Regions from separate parts of the Homo sapiens genome. Here region 1 is linked to region 2. Evidence: chromatin loops called from intact Hi-C (ENCODE). Cell type or tissue: PC-9. All regions are shown on one strand. Each heading gives the region's core, and the rest is flanking DNA. Links, peaks and the distances in the headings are about the cores only. Region 1 has its middle 9.9 kb from the start of MUC4. Region 2 holds the start of MIR570 (microRNA 570).

The links. A loop is a pair of places that touch in the nucleus more often than their neighbours do. Peaks named below come from ENCODE experiments on the same cell type or tissue, not always from the same donor. Only the 100,000 strongest peaks of a DNase experiment are listed, where the experiment ranks them.
Region 1: a loop joins it to region 2, with 8 times the contacts of the local background. A loop is called at or near these places in 2 of 110 quality-filtered maps.

Annotation. Positions count from the first base shown.
Region 1 is chr3:195,819,681-195,824,070 of GRCh38, reverse strand. No RefSeq gene overlaps it. Among named protein-coding and RNA genes, the nearest start is that of MUC4, 9.9 kb to the right of the region's middle. RefSeq lists enhancers at 1-412, 2,208-3,407. In PC-9, for the core only: no CTCF peak of the experiment used is centred there; DNase peaks (open chromatin) are centred at 630, 1,550 and 2,520; H3K4me3 peaks cover 3,129 bases; H3K27ac peaks cover 3,750 bases.
Region 2 is chr3:195,696,120-195,700,509 of GRCh38, reverse strand. The region is part of intron 2 of MIR570HG (MIR570 host gene); the gene reads right to left. MIR570 (microRNA 570) reads right to left here and starts at 1,109; the gene lies at 1,013-1,109. It overlaps LOC124909477 (a long non-coding RNA gene), which reads right to left and starts at 3,965. Exons shown (of 2, transcript XR_007096227.1): 1 at 3,921-3,965; 2 at 1,440-1,480. In PC-9, for the core only: no CTCF peak of the experiment used is centred there; DNase peaks (open chromatin) are centred at 1,729 and 2,469; H3K4me3 peaks cover 947 bases; H3K27ac peaks cover 3,652 bases.

The sequences.
Region 1 (4,390 bases), core at 323-4,322, 120 kb before region 2:
GTAGTCTCAGCATGGGCCTGATGAGGCACAGCTGGGGGCTTCTGGAGCTGCCATCTACCCAGGACAACCGTCTTCCCGTGTCCCTGGGGGCTCTGTGCTCTCCATGGCTCCTTAGTTCAAGGTCTGATCCGCACGCCTGGATCCAACCTCTACATTTGTTCAGCGCTCCCCTCCTGCCCTCCCCACCTCTTCCTGGCCTTCCTACCCTCTGTAGGCATCTGATGAAAGACCATACTTCAGGTCCTGAGAAGGATAAAGTAAGTTATTGGTTTTTAAATGCATAGATCACTTACACAGAAACACAGACTCACGGATAAAAACACCTGAGTTTTAGTTTTGCCTCTTGCTTCTGCAGAGGGCTGGTGGGGAAAGAAGGAGAGGCTCTAATCAAAGAGCAAGAATTTGGGTTTTTTCCTAATACTTTATGCAAAGTACAGTGATCTTGACTCTGACGGCACAGGGGCTGGAGGTGGGGCGTCTTTCCCACACCAGGTTCCTCTGAGAGCCGGGCTTGTGGCTGAATGCCAACATCAAGTTTCTTTGGAGAGCCGCACTCAGGCCCCTGCGCTGGTAGGGTCAGTTGGGTGAGGGCCTGCCTCTTGGCAGAGGGGCCAGAATAACGGAGGGTAGGTGGCCTAATTGTCATCACGTGACCAGGGCTTTGGGGATTGGCTGCTCCTGCGTGTTAAAGGGTGTGACACATTCAAAGACTCTCCAGGCAATAACGGCTTATGAATGTTTTTAAAGCAGTTTTTTTTTTTTAAGTGAATCTTGGCCAGGCGTGGTGGCTCATGCCTGTAATCCCAGCATTTTGGGAGGCCGAGGCGGGTGGATCACTTGAGGTCAGGGGCTTGAGACCAGCCTGGCCAGCATGGTGAAACCCCGTTTCTACTAAAAATACAAAAATTACCTGGGCGTGGTGGCGCACGCCTGTAATCCCAGCTACTCAGGAGGGTGAGGCAGGAGAATCGCTTGAATCCGGGAGGCAGAGAGATCATGCACTCCAGCCTGGGCAACAGAGTGAGACTCTGTCTCAAAAAAAAAAAAAAAAAAAAAAAAGACCAGCCTGGGCAACAAAGTAAGACCCTATCTCTATAAAAAATAAAGTAAGTTTTTTAAAAAGCAGATCTCACATGTAGATGAAGCTAATATAATAGTAACTGTGTTGTATGTAATAAATGCTATGATATAACATCACAATATATTGATTATTAGGTAATATGTATCAATTATTATAATGTAGATATTGGAGCTGACATTTAACTCCTCTCACACTGACAGATTACATCTGGGGTCTGCAGGCTTTAACAACTTGGAAAGTTGGTCTAGTGTCAGAATTTTAAGAAGCCCTCCAATCCCAGACCCCCGTCTTCTTTGCCCTTGTGTGTTATGCTCGGCAGTAGGCTGATGCGACCTCATTGCTTCTGCTTCTCAAAACTGCATTCTCACAGACTTCTCTCCCCATCTCGAAATCACAGGGCTTGAAGAAGTTACCAACTTGCCAACTGCTGCATGAAACACCTTTTACCCGCATGTGAGAATCACCTTTACCCGCATATGAGAAACACCTTCACCTGCATATCAGAAACACCTTTACCCACATATGAGAAACACCTTTACCTGCATGAGAAACACTTTACCCGCATACGAGAAACACCTTTACCCGCATACGAGAAACACCTTTACCCGCATACGAGAAACACCTTTACCCGCATACGAGAAACACCTTTACCTGCATACGAGCAACACCTTTACCCGCATATAAGAAACACCAGCTCACCTGGCCCAGCCACTTTGTGAGGACCCCTGAGACGACAATAGTCTCCTGAGCCCTGTGGCCAGATCCACCCCCTCACCATTCCAGAATGATTCCCTCAGCCAGAATCAGGCATTGCCACCACATCATGTCTATGACCTGGCCCTCCACCCAGAACAACCCCAGACTCTCCTTCCAAATAGTTTGTTTCTCTTTCCATGCCCACATCTGGGGGGCGGTGGCGTGGGGACGCTAACATTTGCTGAGAATCTACGACGTACTAAGCTAATAGGAATTACGTCTACTCTCCCCACTGTGCAGACATGGAGACTGAGGCTCAGCTAGGAAGTGGCTTGCCCACAGTGACTCCAAAGCTCCTGCTCTTTCCCCCAGCACCCACTCTGCCTCCTACAGCTCAACAGTAGCCCCTCTCTCACCCTGCTCCTCCAGCACGAAACCAGGAGTGCCAGGCTAGATGTTGCCCGAAGGCTCGCCCCCTGGGCCTCGCCAGGTCCCGGCAGCTTATGCTGTCCCTGGCACCTTGGGGCCAAAGCCGTCTCCGGACCCTGGAAGCTGAGCTTTCATTTCAGTGACAATGTCCATGCAGGCTTATGACGCATCACCCTCTTGCCCCCTCCTCCAGCTCCAGGAAGTGTGAGTGGGAACTGGGGCCGAGGAGTGAGAACACTCCAGGTGCACCCGAGGAAGCAGTTTCAAGGGGTGTGGCTTGGTGAGAAGTCCCTTTTTCCTCTAAAGGGAGAGTCTGGCATGTGTAGGCTAAAGAGAGTGTCTAGGTCGGGCTCCTGCTCACCTGGAGGGAATGCGGGGGTCACAGGCGGGTGAAGAGCAGGCGGACACACCTTTCTGTGCAATGCTTGAGGTTGAGGTGGGGTACGTTTATTTTTAGATATACTGTCCTGTCTCTCTCCCCTCTCCCACCCTTACCCCTTACCTTCTTCTCTGGTTACAGAAGGAAACAAGGGAATGTGATACCTTCCAGTCAATAGCAGGTCAACCTTTGAGAGAGCAGGGCTGAAACCACTGAGGCAGGTGTGGCCACTGCTGCCTGGGCCCTGCTTTTCTGCCCTCCTGGGCAGGGGAGGGGGTGGTCTCAGCACGGGCCTGATGAGCTACAGCTGAGGGCTCCTGGGGCTGCCATCTGCCTGGCCTCATGATCCAAGAAGTTAGATCGAGGAATAGTCAAGCTGGTCCCTTGGTCATGCCGCCTGGCTCCTGACTCAGTGGTGACAAGAGCCGAGATTTGGGGGATTTCCAGAGCCAGCCCAGGGTGATGTGGGCACACCTGCTGGTCTTCCCAAATAGGTCATCATTCGGCAAGAATCATCTATTGTCATGACCCATACACCTACCCTGCCCCAAATTTTCTTCAAGGAGGTTGTACTGGGGTGAGTACGTGTCCCCCAAAATTCATGTCACTCAGAATGTGACCTTATTTGGAAATAGGGTCTTTGCAGAGGTTATTAGTTAAGTTAAACTGAGGTCATGCCGAATTGAGGCAGAGCCTAATCCAGTGACTGGTGTCCTTATGAGAAGAGGAAACAGAGACACACGCACAGGGGAGAAGATGGCCACACAACACGATGGAGGCAGAGGCTGGAGGGACACGGCTGCCAGCCCGGGAATGCGGAGAATGGCCAGCCACCCCTGGAAACCAGGAGAGAGGCCAGGAGGGCTCCACCCCAGAACCTCCGGAGGGAGTGTGGTTCTGCCCACGCCTTGATTTTGGACTTCTGGGTTCCAAACTGTGAAAGAATAAATTCCTGTTTGTTTGAAGCCACCGAGTTTGTGAGCACTAAGGCAGAGGCCTTCCTGGATGGCCCTCACTGAGGCTTGTCTGTTGCCTGGCACACAGTCATGCCCAGGGCCACAGACCCTGTTGCTAAATGATCCTCTCTCCATGTTTAGATTCCACTAGCTCGTGACCCCGTGAGGGCACATAGGGCCACGTGGTAATGTGTCCGTCGCATTGTCAGGCTGCTCCTCTGCCTGCATTCTGCCTCCCCTGCACACCGGGGAGCAGAGCTCACCAGACCCCTCTTCTGTCCCCTGGCCAGCTTCAGCTGGTGCCTCCTCTCCCCAGGGAGCAAGGGGAACAAGGAACAAGTCTCACTTTCCAGCCTGATGGGCTAATCTCACTGCCTTCTTTCTCTGTTCAAATTTTGTCTGGATCACTTTCTTCAGGACAGTCGCTGGGCTAAGCATAGTGTCCAGTATCAAAATGAGAAGCCTGGCAGTTGGTCCTGGATCATAGCTGGGAGCTCACCCAGGAAAGAGCTGGGATGGGAAGGGGTTCTCCACCTTTTCCCCACCCACCTGCAGAGTCTTTAATCCACCCATCATTTTTAGGCTTCCGGAGTAATTATTCTATTTATTTTATTTTATTATTTCAAGACGGAGTTTCGCTCTTGTTGCCCAGGCTGGAGTGCAGTGGTGTGATCTCAGCTCACTGCAACCTCCGCCTCCCAGGTTCAAGTGATTCTCCTCCCTCAGCCTCCCAGGTAGCTGGGACTACAGGTGCACACCACCAACATTTCTACTAAGTTTGTATTTTTAGTAGAGATGGGGTTTCTCCATGTTTGTCAGGCTGGTCTTGAACTCCCGACCTCAGGTGAT
Region 2 (4,390 bases), core at 103-4,102:
CTCCCAAAGTGTTGGGATTACAGGTGTGAGCCACCATGCCTGGCCTTATTTTGTTGATTCTAACACGTGGTGATATCTCCTGGTTTAAAGAAGCGTTTCCCTAATGGTATCAAACATCTTTTCATGTGCTTATTTGCAATCTGTATATCTTCTCCAGTGAAATGTTGCTTTGTATCTTTTGCTCATGTTCTAATTGCATTCTTTGTTTTGTTACTATTTTAAGACTTTTAAATGTATTCTAGATACTAGTCCTTTGCAAATATAGTCATGCATCGCATAAGGACATTTTGGTCAATGACAAACTGCATATAGGATGCGGTCCCATAAGATTATAATAATGGGCCTGAAAAAATTCCTGTTGCCGAGTGCAATGCTACTCATGTGTCTAGTGATGCTCGTGTAAAGCTACTGTGCTGCCACTTGCATAAAAGCACAGCGCACACCATTCTGTACAGTACACAATACTTGATAATGATAATAAATGTGTTCCTGGATAGCACAGCACACACCATTCTGTACAATACACAATACGTGATAATGATAATAAATGTGTTCCTGGTTTATGTATTTACTATAATATACTATTGATCAGTGTTTTAGAGTGTACTCCTTCTCTCTATAAAAGAATTAAGTGAACTAGCAGGCCCTTTGGGAAGTACTGTAGAAGGCATTGTTACCACAGGCGATGACAGCTCCATGTGTGTTATTGCCCCTGAAGACCTTCCAGAGAGACAAAATGTGGAGGTGGAAGACAGTGATACTGATGACCCTGACCCTGTGTGGATCTAGGCTAACATGTGTTTTTGTGTCTTAGTTTTCAACAAAAAAGTTTAAAAAGTTAAAATACTAAGTTTATAAAGTTAAAAAGTTACAGTAAGCTAAGGCTGACTTATTGAAAAAATGTGCTTATACATGTAATATAGCTAAGCTGGCTTTTGCAAACATAGAGTCCTGTGGATGTTATGCTGACTTCGGCTTGGGGTTTTTCACAGAGAGAAGCATGGCAAGGGGGACTCCATCAGGTTGGTGCAAAGGTAATTGCTGTTTTCGCAATTAAAATAATGGGAAAAACTGCAATTACCTTTGCACCCACCTAATAACTTATCTAGGGGACTCTTTCTCCACCCAAAACCCAGGACACTTGGCCCACAACTACATCACCACCCCAGGGTTCCAGGACACTTGGCCCATGACTACATCACCACCCCAGGGTTCCAGGACACTTGGCCCACAACTACATCACCACCCCAGGGTTCCAGGACACTTGGCCCATGACTACATCACCACCCCAGGGTTCTTTACTATAGTTTTCTTGTTCTTCCTTCAATTACGTGTGACATTCCCAACTCCAAGATTCTTCCAGTCCTTCTCTCCCCCTTCATCTAAAGCAGGCTGTCATGAGTTTCTGTCAGCTGCAATCAAGAGTCATGACTCTTACAGTGGGTAGGATTACTCCCTTTTTTGTTGTCATTAAGGAAACCTGTAAGAGGAAAAACAAACACACTTTATGTGGAGAGACAGGGAAAGTTGTTCTATTCAGTCTGGAATCTAGTCCCTCAGCTGGTGGTCCACCTTCGGATTCACTGGTCTTGGGAGTAAGACGGTGCCTTGTAGTCAAAGAAGTGAGGAATTCTGGTGCCTCCTGAGGGTGGAACTGAGGAGAGGAGACGTGAGAGAGGATGCTGGAAAGGAGGAAGCAGCCAGAATGTGTAGGGCCTTTGTGGCCAGGCCAAGGAGCCTCAGGGAATATCTGAGCGTCTTAAATAGGTCAGAGGGCAATTCTGAAAACAAACTCCTTCTACCTGCTGTGTAGGCAATGAGTTGTCATTGTTAGATAGAGGATAAAATGAACCCAATTAGATTATTGCCATCATTCCAGTGATTGAAGATGTTGATCTGTAATAGGGTAATGGCCATACACTTTCGAGAGGAAAAATGTTCAAATTTAGGGGATAATTAGAAATCTGCACTTACAGCCCTTGGTGACACTTTTCCTATGAGCCAAACGGAGAGGGGGAGAGAGAGAGAAGGTGGACAGTCACCGACATATGAGGCAGTGGAAGAGGAACAGGCATGGATAGGAAGAGAATTGTGGGACACACTGGGTTCGAGATGCCTGTGTGAGACAGTCTCATGAATATGTCCAGTAGTATATTGACCAAGCAAGTCTGTCAGGAGCCTCTGGAAATGAGGTACAGAATTTGATAGTCATCACTATGGAGATGGTAACCTGAGCCGTGAGAGAAGCTAAAATCCCCGGGGAGAGGATGTAGAATGAGAGGAGAAAATGGGCCAGGACAAACACAAGGAATGCTCGGAGGGAGGGGCAAAACCAGAACAGTACAGCGTCCCCAAACCAAGGAAAAGAATGTTGCCAGAAGAGGAGAGTCAGGCTGTTTCAAACTCTGCTAAGAAGTGAAGGATGTTGCATATTGAGTAGAGTCCATTGGGGTTACCAGTCAGGCTGACTCAGGGATCCTCTTTGGCAGAAGTAGTTCCAATGAAGTGGGAGGAGGAAGGGAGGAGCAGAGGCCAAATGAGCGTGAGGAGTGTTTAGGAGTTGACAGAAAGTGTATCCACTTTTTTGAGACGTTTAGCCAGGAAGAGGGAGAGACATGGGGCAGTAGGTGGAGGAGGAGATGAAATTAAGGGAGTGTATGGAGTTTTAAAATGGAAAGCTTGATCCTGTTTAAATGCTGTTTTATGCCCCTACGAGGGCGAGGTTAAACATACAGAATAGAGGCATAACTGATAGAGCCAAGACTCCCACCCAGGAGCGGGTTTCGAGCGGCACCTCTCTAATTCAATCCCAAAGGAAAAGAGGATACATGTGGGTCCAGGTACATGCTGAGGTTTGGTGGCAGGACTTTGAAGGAGGTCCCATCTGATGGCTTCTATTTCTCCTGTGAAATAGGGGAAGCCCTGTCTGCTGGTTGTGATGTGCCGTGACAGTCAGAAATGCGGGGAAAAGGGGACAGGTCTGAAACGGGAGGCGTTAAGAATGGGAAAGTAAAGGCAGGCGCGATGGCTCACGCCTGTAATCCCAGCACTTTGGGAGCTCGAGGCGGGTGGATCACCTGAAGTCGGGCATTTGAGACCAGCCTGGCCAACATGGTGTAACCCCATCTCTACTAAAAATACAAAAATTAGCCAGGCATGGTGGTGTGTGCCTGTAATCCCAGCTACTTGGGAGGCTGAGGCAGGAGAATCGCTTGAACCCAGGAGGTGGAGGGTGCAGTGAGCTGAGATCGCGCCGCTGCACTCCAGACTGGGTGGCAAAGCGAGACTCCAACTCAAAAAAAAAAAAAAAAAAGAATGGGAAAGGGAGAGTGTCTGGGGAAGCAGCGTTGCCTCGGCAAGGCCTGAGACCGGCTGGGGTTAGAGATCAGGACTCCCGCGTGGCCTCGTCTCTGCCTCTGTGCATTTTCCCCCAGCAGGTCAGCAGTGTGAAAGGCGGGGGTTCTAGTAGGTCTCACAGGGAGACAATGCAGGAAGGGGCTGAGAATTGCAAGTGAGAGGTTATTGGTAGGACGGACAATGCAGGAGCTGGATGGACTGCACGGACTGAGCGATCGCCACCGAGAGATATTTGGGGTACCCTGCCCCAGTCCCCAGCCCTCAGCCCCCGACCCACCATGGGAGGTGGGAGCAGCGGGCAGGCCGGTTGGGGGCCAGATACCCAGGCAGTGGGATGTGCAGTGGGAGGGGTCTCCGCCCCTGCCCCGGGTCCCCACTGGCCCCTCCGCCGCCGACCGGCCCCCCCGCGGCATCCCAGAGCCGACCCAGGCCCAACTAGAGGAATGGCTGCAGAGCTGGGATCCTAATGACACAGGACAGTGGTGGAGCGTTAAGAGCTCGGTGGTAAACGTGCACTGAAATACAGTCATGCTGTGCAGAAGCTCTCTAGTTTCATTAGATACCTTTTGTCAATTTTGGCTTTTGTTGCCATTTCTTTTGGTGTTTTAGTCATGAAGTCTTTGCCCATGCTTACGTCCTCAATGGTGTTGCCTAGGTTTTCTTCTAGGATTTTTCTGGTTTTAGGTCTCACGTTTAAATCTTTAATGCATCTTGAGTTAATTTTTGTATAAGTGTCAGCAAGGGGTCTAGTTTCGGTTTTCTGCATATGACCAGGCAGAGTGAACAGGCAACCTACAGAATGGAAGAAAATTTTTGCAATCTATCCATCCGACAAAGGGCTAATATCCAGAATTTACAAGGAACTTAAGTAAATTTACAAGAACAAACAACCCCATCAGAAAGTGTGCAAAGGATATGAACAGACACTTCTCAAGACATTTATGCAGCCAACAAACATGAAAAAAACTCATCGTCACTGATCATTAGAGAAATGCAAATCAAAACCACAATGAGATATCATCTCACACCAGTT